2 separate regions of the Homo sapiens genome follow, and region 1 is linked to region 2. Evidence: chromatin loops called from intact Hi-C (ENCODE). Cell type or tissue: PC-9. All regions are shown on one strand. Links, peaks and the distances in the headings refer to the core of each region. The heading gives the core; the rest is flanking DNA.

Region 1 (4,404 bases), core at 271-4,270, 870 kb after region 2:
TTTCTTTCTTTTTTGAGACAGGGTGTTGCTCTTGCCCAGGCTGGAGTGCAGTGGTGTGATTATAGCTTGTAACCTCAAGTTCCGGGGCTTAAGCAGTCGTCCCACCTCAGCCTCCTGAGTAGCTAGGACTATGGACAGACATGTGCCGCTACACTCTGCCTTTTTTAAAAAATCTTTTTGTTAAGATGAAGTTTCACTGTGTTGCCCAGGCTGATCCTGAACTGGCCTCGGGTATTCCTTCCACTTTGGCTTCCCAAAGCACTGGAATTGTAAGTGTGAGCCACTGGGCTCAGCCAGAAGGGGCAGTTTCTTAGCTACATGGGTTAAGACTTTATTCAAACTTTCAATCAAGTCTTTTTATTAACAGCCCCAACTGAGATTGTTACTTTCAGATGGCTTCAATTCTTAAGCCTTTGTGATGAGATATATGTAAGATATATTTTAATTATGTATATATAACTTATAAATGGTTTGGGAGGCTGAAGTGGGAGAATTGCTTGAGGCCAATTCAGGACCAGCCTGGGCAACACAGTGAGATCCCATCTCAACAAAAAGTTTTATTAAAAAAGCAGAATACTGACCGGGTACAGTGGCTCACTTCTGTAATCCCAGCACTTTGGGAGGCCGAGGTGGGCAGATCACGAGGTCAAGAGATGGAGACCATCCTGGCCAACATGGTGAAACCCCATCCCTACTAAAAATACAAAAAATTATTTGTATTTTTACAAAAATTACAAAAATTTGCTGGGCCTAGTGGTGCACGCCTGTAATCCCAGCTACTGGGGAGGCTGAAGCAGGATAATTGCTTGAACCCGGGAGTTAGAGGTTGCAGTAAACCGAGATCTTGCCACTGCACTGCAGGCTGGCAACACAGCGAGACTCTGTCTCAAAAAAAAAAAAAAAAAAAAAAGCGGAGTGTAGTGAAACATGTCTGTCTGTAGTCCTAGCGACTCAGAAGGTTGAGGTGTGAGATATAGATACCTGTAATATCTATAATATGTTAATATATAATATTAATATATATCTTATAGATAAGTTATATAATTAAGATATATCTTATAGATACATATATCTGTATGTCTCTAGGGATATAGATATATCTGATCATCTATATATAATTATATAGGTAGATACATCTAATTACATATACATTACATCTTATAGATATCTATAAGATATCTGTATATATAACATATATGTTTTTGATGGGTTTATCCTTTTTTATCTTTTTAACATCATTTTACTGTAATTTTTTTTTTTTTTTTTTTGAGACAAGGTCTCACTCTGTCACCCAGACTGGAGTGCAGCGGCAAGACCTTGGCTCACTGCAACCTCCGCCTTCCGGGTTCAAGCGATTCTCCTGCCTCAGCCTCCTGAGTAGCTGGGATTACAGGCACGCCACCACTGCCTGGCTAATTTTTGTATTTTCGGTAGAAACGGGGTTTCACCATGTTGGCCAGGCTGGTCTTGAACTCCTGACCTCAAATGATCTGCCCGCCTCAGCCTCCCAAAATGCTGGGATTACAGGCATGAGCCACCATGCCCGGCCAATTTTACTGTAATTTCAAGAAGGGATGGATAGAGACCTGTGTGTTCATATTTAACCAAAGAACCTTATAGTACATTTTAATTATGTTATTTTCATGTAAAAATAATATTATTATAAACTCAGGAGTTTTTTCTGTGTGCATTTCTACTAATGGTTATTGCAGTTTCAGAACTATAGAAAGGCATCCAAAAGGGCAATAAGAGACATAAAGAAGAGGAAAAATAGGTTAATAACAAAGAATAGGAGGCTCAGATACATGTATCAGAGGGACTTTGATGAAGTAACGTCGCCACCTTCTGGCTTTTAAAAAAACTGTGTTGTTTCTGTAATAAAATCTGGGAATGTGTAGTCCCAGCTACTCGGGAGGCTGAGGCAGGAGAATCGCTTGAATCCGGGAGGCGGAGGTTGCAGTGAGCCAAGATCGTGCCACTTCACTCCAGCCTGGTGACAGAGAGAGACTACATCTCAAAAAAAAAAAAAAAAGAAAAGAAAAAAATTCTGGGAACCCCATGACTGGTAAGTAGCTAATTTGCATCCTGTGTCAGATTTAGTGGATTTGGTGTTGTTTAGTTGTTCTCTATACTATTGAAGAAACATACTTTTTTTGACATAGGATTTGATTACAATATAACAAAGTCTTTTCAAGCCCCCTAAGAAAGGGTTCTATCTAAAATATCTTAAAATATGTCTGTTACTTTAGGTTATTTCTGCTTGCATTAAGAAAACAAATATTGTTTCTATGTGAAGGAAAATATACAATTTAAAAAATTAAGTTAATTTGTTGCATAGATAGTTTGTGTTCATGGTACAAAATACAAATGATATGAGAGGCCATGAGTCATCCTACTATTTTGTAAGAATTAATAAAAAAGAAAAGAAAATTAAAATGTTTTTCTCTCAGCTAGCCAGTTCCTTTGCCTTGAGAGAATCTTTTTATACAGATGGTAATGTACTACACATACTTCTTTATAACTTTCTTTTTTTCACAGAACAGTTTATACTGGAGGTCACTCTATATCAATACACAATGAGCTGCCTCATTTTTTTTAGGCCATGATGTGTTTAGCTAGTCTACTATTGATACGCAGTTATGGGTTTTCCAATCTTTTGCTATATAAATGACACTGTAGTGAGTATCCATATAGATATATGTGTGTGTGTGCGTGTGTGTGTATGTGTATGATTTCATATGACTCTAGAAAAAGCTCATAGAAGGATGTATAAATTTCTATTTGTGTTGGATATGGTGACACTGCCCTCCATAAAAGATTATGCCTGTTTATTCTTCCACCACTAACGTAAGGCAAACTCTGTTTTCCCTCATGTTTCTCAGGACAATGTATTGGTATCAGTCTTTTCATCTTGTCTTGAAACCTTATTTTACATTTCTCTTATGAGTGGGCTGAACGTATTTTTATATGTTTAGAAGCAATTTGTGGGATTTTTTGTTTGTTTCTTTGAGATAGAGCTTCACTTTGTCACCCAGGCTGGAATGCAGTTACATGATAATAGCTCACTGCAGCCTTGAACTACTGGGCTCAAATGATCCTCCTGCCTCAGCCTCCCAAATAGTTGGGACAGCAGGCACATGCCACCACGATTGGCTAATTTAAAAAAAATTTTTTTTTTTCGGTAAAGATGGAATCACCTTATGTTGTCCACACTGGTCTCAAACTCCTGGCCTCGAGCAATACTCCCACCTTGGCGTCCCAGAGCACTGGAGTTACAGGTGTAATCTACAATGCCCAGCTCATTTGTGTTTTCTGTTATATATTCTTTGCCTACTTTTTCTTTAGGCTGTCACTCTTCTACTTATTTTTAGGAGCTCATAGTTCACAAGGTAGAAGTTAACTTTCTATAGTATAAGTTGCAGATACAATTTTTCCAGTTTATTTTCTTATGATTTACATAGTGATGTTTTCTTTAAATGTAAAAAAAAATGTGCATTTTTTGTAGTCATATCAGTCTTTACTTTGAAGACTTTTCTGGGCTTGGTTTCATATTTAGAAAGATCTTCCACACTCAGAAAATTAAAAAATTTAACTTCCGTGTTTTCTTCTCTTACCAAAAAAATTACGTTGAATTCTATGGGCTATCTGAAATTTATTTTGAGTGAGGTATAAATTATGGCTCTAACTAATTTTTTCTATATGATTACTCAGTTGTCACTTCTTTATTGAAATAATTCACCCAATGCATTCATACCTCACTGATTTGAAGTGTCAGCTAAATTTCTTTGTGGATTTAGGTCTTTTCCTATACTTTTCTGTTCCCTCTATCTGTATGCTTTTTCACTTATCAGTGTATGATATTTTAATTATTGTGACTTTACAACTTGTTTAAATAATTGGATGAGGTCAATCCTTCTGTGTTTCCATAATTTTATGGCTATTCTTGCTTATTTTACCACATTAACTTTTGAATCAGTTGAGCAAATTAAAAGGAAAAGATATTGTTAATTTTATTGTGATTCATTCTATTCATAGATTAATTTGGGGGCAGTTAGTATTGTTATGATTTTGCGTTTTGTCACTCAAGAACCTGGCATTTTTTTCCATTTGTTTTTTGTATCCCTATGTATTTCTTGCTGAGTTTCTTCCTGATGTTTTTTTCTTGTTTTTTTCTATGTAAATGAGTTAATTTTTTCCATTATGTCTTTACATAGTTGTTATTAGAAGACATGGTTCTTGTGTATAAGTAAGCTGCTAATTTGGGGGGATTAATTTTGTTATCGGTCATCTCCAGTTGAATCTCTTGGGGTTGCTCTGTAAACAGTTGTAATCATATGTAAATAATAATAGTTTTACTGCTTCAGTTCTGCTTTATATACTTCTATCTTTCATCTGGTTGTGTTG
Region 2 (4,404 bases), core at 238-4,237:
TCCTGTTACTTTAATTGTTAGGTATTTTGTCTTTTCTGTTGTTACTGTGATTATAGTAAGTTTTTGTATTTATGTATGTCCTAAATAAGCTGTTTATTGATATATTAATGTTGTGTAATGTGTTTACTGAATTCTTTTATTATTTACATAGGTTTTCAGTTTATTCCCTTGAACTTTCAGGTATACAATCATATTTGCAAATAATTACCAGTTTGCCTCCTCCTTTCCCATTTTTATACTTTTTTCTTGTATAATTACATTAGCCAGTACCCCCAGAATAATGTTAAGAGTGGTGCTAATGAACATGCTTGTCTTTTTTTTTTTTTTTTTTTTATCGAGATGGAGTCTCTCTCTGTTGCCCAGGCTAGAGTGCAGTGGCACGATCTCTGCTCACTGCCAGCTCCGCCTCCCGGGTTCACGCCATTCTCCTGCCTCAGCCTTCCGAGTAGCTGGGACTACAGGTGCCCGCCACCACGCCCGGCTAATTTTTTGTATTTTTAGTAGAGATGGGGTTTCACCGTGTTAGCCAGGATGGTCTCGATCTTCTGACCTCATGATCCGCCCGCCTTGGCCTCCCAAAGTGCTGGGATTACAGGCGTGAGCCACCGCGCCCGGCCAAACATGCTTGTCTCATTCCTGACTCTAATGAGATGATTTTAGTATTCTTATGAGGATAAGGATAACTTTTTGGGTTGTACCTTGAATTGTACATTAACTTTTTTTTAGCTAACTGTGGAACTGAATAGAATTTAAAACTCTCATAAGAAAACTAAGGGACTGTGAGGATACACCAAAGAATGCCAATGGTCACACAGCCCTGTTAGAGAAACATTGTTAGAGGCTTGTGTCAAGACAAACCAGGACATCTCCCTGACTTGGGAAAATAGGGGAACAAAGTAGAAATGTCCCACTCTGCACACCAGTGAAAATGAGCAGTGTGGAACGCAGATTAGGAGGAGGACAGGTAGAAATCTGTATAGTTTCCTATTGCTGCTGTAGCAAATTACCACAAAGTTAGTGGCTTACAGCAACTCAGATGTATTTTATAGCTCTGGAGGTCAGAAATATAAAATGTACCACCAGGCCCGTGCTTATTTTGGAGTCTCTAAAGAATAATCCTTTTCTTTCCCCTTCCCAGCTTCTAGAATTCACCTGCATTCCTTGGTCTGTGGCCCTCTCCTCCATTAGCATCTTCTGACACTTGCCTCCACCCTTATCTCTTCTCCAACTCTGCTCCCTCCCTCTTATAAGGACCCTTGTGATTACATTGGCTCTACTATGACAATCCAGGATAATCTCCCATCTCAAGAGCCTTAATCACAGCTGCAAAGTCCCTTTGCCATGTTAGGCAATATATTTGCAGGTTCTGGGGATTAGGGTGTGGACATCTTTGGAGGGCCATTATTCAGTTTACCATAGGATCTATAATGAACTTTCTGTTTCTGTATTTTGTCCCTGGCTGAAAGGACACAGCTTTGATCCCACCAGAGAACTGACTTGGGAATGGTCCTAATAAATATAGTCATCTTTAATCAGTTGAGTTCTGAAATCATTACTTGGGAATTCAATGGGTAGAAGGTGTGGTTCCAGTGAGGATGGGATAAGACAGGTCCCTGTTGTCAAAGGGCTTGCAGGGCATAAAACACTCCCAGATGTATCACAATAAGATGCTAAGAAGTACAGGCTGAAATTTTAGTTTGATTTGTTCACTGCTGCATCTGCAATACCTAGAACAGAGTAAGCACCATGCAGGTACTCAATGAATATTTGTTAAGGAATGAAATGAGCACCAGAAACAGTTTTATGGAAACACAGGAGAAGATTGGTTTGGGAGAAGTCAGGAAAGACCTAATGAAGGATACTCTAGAACCACTGGGAGTGTCTGTCCAGCTCTCAAGATTTCACCTCTGGGGTTAATTAACTTCTGCGAGGGCAGGATGAAGACCTTAGCACAGTGTTGCCTCACTTTAAGAAGATTCCAATTATGCTAATTTGAAACAGACTTAAAAGTCTCCCCTTAAGTACCAATTGTGAAATAATACAGATCCCCTTTCATGCCCAATTTTTGCTTTTTTTTTTCCTTCAAGAATTGAGTAATTTCTATGCAGGCAGGCATAGAAATTACAAACATCATTTACTATTTTGCCACGTGGTGGCGCTGCTGCCACTGGTAAACAAAACACCCACCTTTGGTACATTTTCTGTGAACACACACACACAGTGATCTTGGTGCTCTTGCCACACTTGTTACAATTCAGACTCCTTCTAACTTCCTGTTGTCAACCAAGCTCTCCTTGAGCAATGATGCTTGTCCTGGTGCTGAAAAACGTGCTAAAAAATAGAGAGGAAGTTAAATGTAATTTTAAAAAATCATGGCATACTGTGTTGTTCATTTACTAGAAAACAGTGTGCAAAACATCAGGTCTAACAAAAATATGAGAAATAACTTTAGAGATCATCTCCCTACGGTCAGGCTTGCTCTGTTTCAGGAGGGCAGGGATGCCACTGAATCCCAGCATCCTGCACAATGCCTACCACAGAGTAGACAAAAAATAAATATTTGTTGAATAAAAAATGAACATGGAAAAAGATGACTGCCCTATAACTCCCAACAATATTACCTCACCTTTACCTCTACACAGAGACTAATAACAAGTTTCTAAAATCAAATTCCAAATTCTTAGGACAAGGTTCTGAATAGTCCAACTGGGGCTAACCGCTCATTCTTGGTCTAATCAATTGTGCCCAAAGAAAGTCCAAATGGCCCTCAGAGGCTCGCTGTGGAATGACTGAAGATTTCGAAGGTGGGGCAAAACTGTCGATTGTATGAATAATAGATTTCAGATGCATATACAACTACTTTTCAAATGTTTGGAGATGCTGCTGTGATTGATAGGCTATTATATTTCTCATTGTGATAAATACACATAACTTAAAATTCACCATTTTAGCAATTTTAAGTGTACAGTTCAGTGGCTTTAAGTACATTCACATTGTTGTGCAACCATTGCTACCATCGATCTCCAGAACTTTTTCTCCTTCCCAAATCGAAACTCTGTACAGTAACTTCCCTTTCCTCTCTCCCCTTGGTCCGGCAACCTCCATTCTACCTTCTGTCTCTATGAACTTGACTAGTCTAGGTACCTTACATAAATGGATTCATACAGTAACTGTCCCTTTGTGATTAGCTTATTTCACTCAGCATAACGTCTTCAAAGTTCATCCATGTTGTAGCATGTGTCAGAATTTCCTTCCTTTTTAAGTCTGAGTAATATTCCATTATATGTCCATACCACAGTGTTTATCCATTCATATGTCCACGGGCACTTGAGTTGCTTCTAGCTTTGGCTATTGTGAATACATAGTCCTATGAATGTTGTCAAAACATTCTTGAACTTAAAGCAGCTCTTGTCATTATGCATGCTCTGAATCAGTTGTCCTAAAAATACACCTACTATCATGTGGGGATCAGCAGAAAGACTGCCCTTAAAGGAGTCTTCATGCTTGACATCTTTTTAAATCTTAGAGCAGGAATATTGATATGGAAGGGGGGCAGGGAAGTGCTGGGAAGGGAAGGGCAGATCCCTGGTGAGGACTCCACCCCCGGGCCTGTGCCCATGGACCTAGGTGAGGACAAGCATTTTAGTTTTCCTGTCCAAATGTTCCATTTCCCAAGACCACCTTGGCCCCACCATGCCCCCATCCTGTGCTTATAAAAACCCCCAAGACCCTAGCAGGAGACACATAGGCGGCTGGACGTCGAGAGAAGCACATCAGTGGAGGAACACACGAGCGGCTGGACTTTGAGAGGAACACATCCACAGGAACTTGCATGCCACTGACTGGTAGAAGCAGAACGGCTTGGAGTTTGGCTGGGGCAGTCGGAGGAAAGCCCAGGCCACAGAGCAGCCTGACTCCAGGGGAAAACCTTCCCACTCCATCCCTCTTATAACTTCCCCCTTCTGCTGAGAGTTACCTCCACTCAATAAAACCTTGCACTCATTCTCCAAGCCCAGGTGTGATCCGATTATTCTGGTACACCAAGACAAGAACCCAGGATACAGAAAGCCCTCTGTCCTTGCAACAAGGTAGAGGGGCTAATTGAACTGGTTAACACAAGCCGCCTGTAGGCAGCAAAACTAAAAAAGCACACGGTAGCACGTTGGCGCTTCAGGAGCTGTAAACATCCACCCCTAGACACTGCCATGGGGTCAGAGCCCCACAACCTGCCCGTCTGTATGCTCCCCTAGAGATTTGAGCAGCGGGGCACTGAAGAAGCGAGCCACTCCCCCGTCACACGCTTTGCAAGGGGGACAAGGGAACTTTTCCCATTTCAGTATCTTCAGAGGAGAGGAATTAGTGTTGTGGTTGTGTTGTATTGTGTTGTGTTGTGTTGTGTTGTGT

Evidence for each region. Hi-C counts contacts between places; a loop is a spot of excess contacts. Peaks named below come from ENCODE experiments on the same cell type or tissue, not always from the same donor. Only the 100,000 strongest peaks of a DNase experiment are listed, where the experiment ranks them.
Region 1: it touches region 2 in a loop (14-fold over the local background); 10 of 110 quality-filtered maps call a loop at or near these places.

What each region holds. Positions count from the first base shown.
Region 1 is chr3:142,123,810-142,128,213 of GRCh38, reverse strand. The region is part of intron 1 of TFDP2 (transcription factor Dp-2); the gene reads left to right. Among named protein-coding and RNA genes, the nearest start is that of TFDP2, 24 kb to the left of the region's middle. In PC-9, for the core only: CTCF peaks have their summits at 1,623 and 1,823 (motif pointing left); no DNase peak of the experiment used is centred there.
Region 2 is chr3:142,991,924-142,996,327 of GRCh38, reverse strand. PAQR9-AS1 (PAQR9 antisense RNA 1) reads right to left here. Exons shown (of 5, transcript NR_125393.1): 3 at 2,188-2,331. Among named protein-coding and RNA genes, the nearest start is that of U2SURP, 7.4 kb to the left of the region's middle. In PC-9, for the core only: a CTCF peak has its summit at 2,169 (motif pointing right); a DNase peak (open chromatin) is centred at 2,197.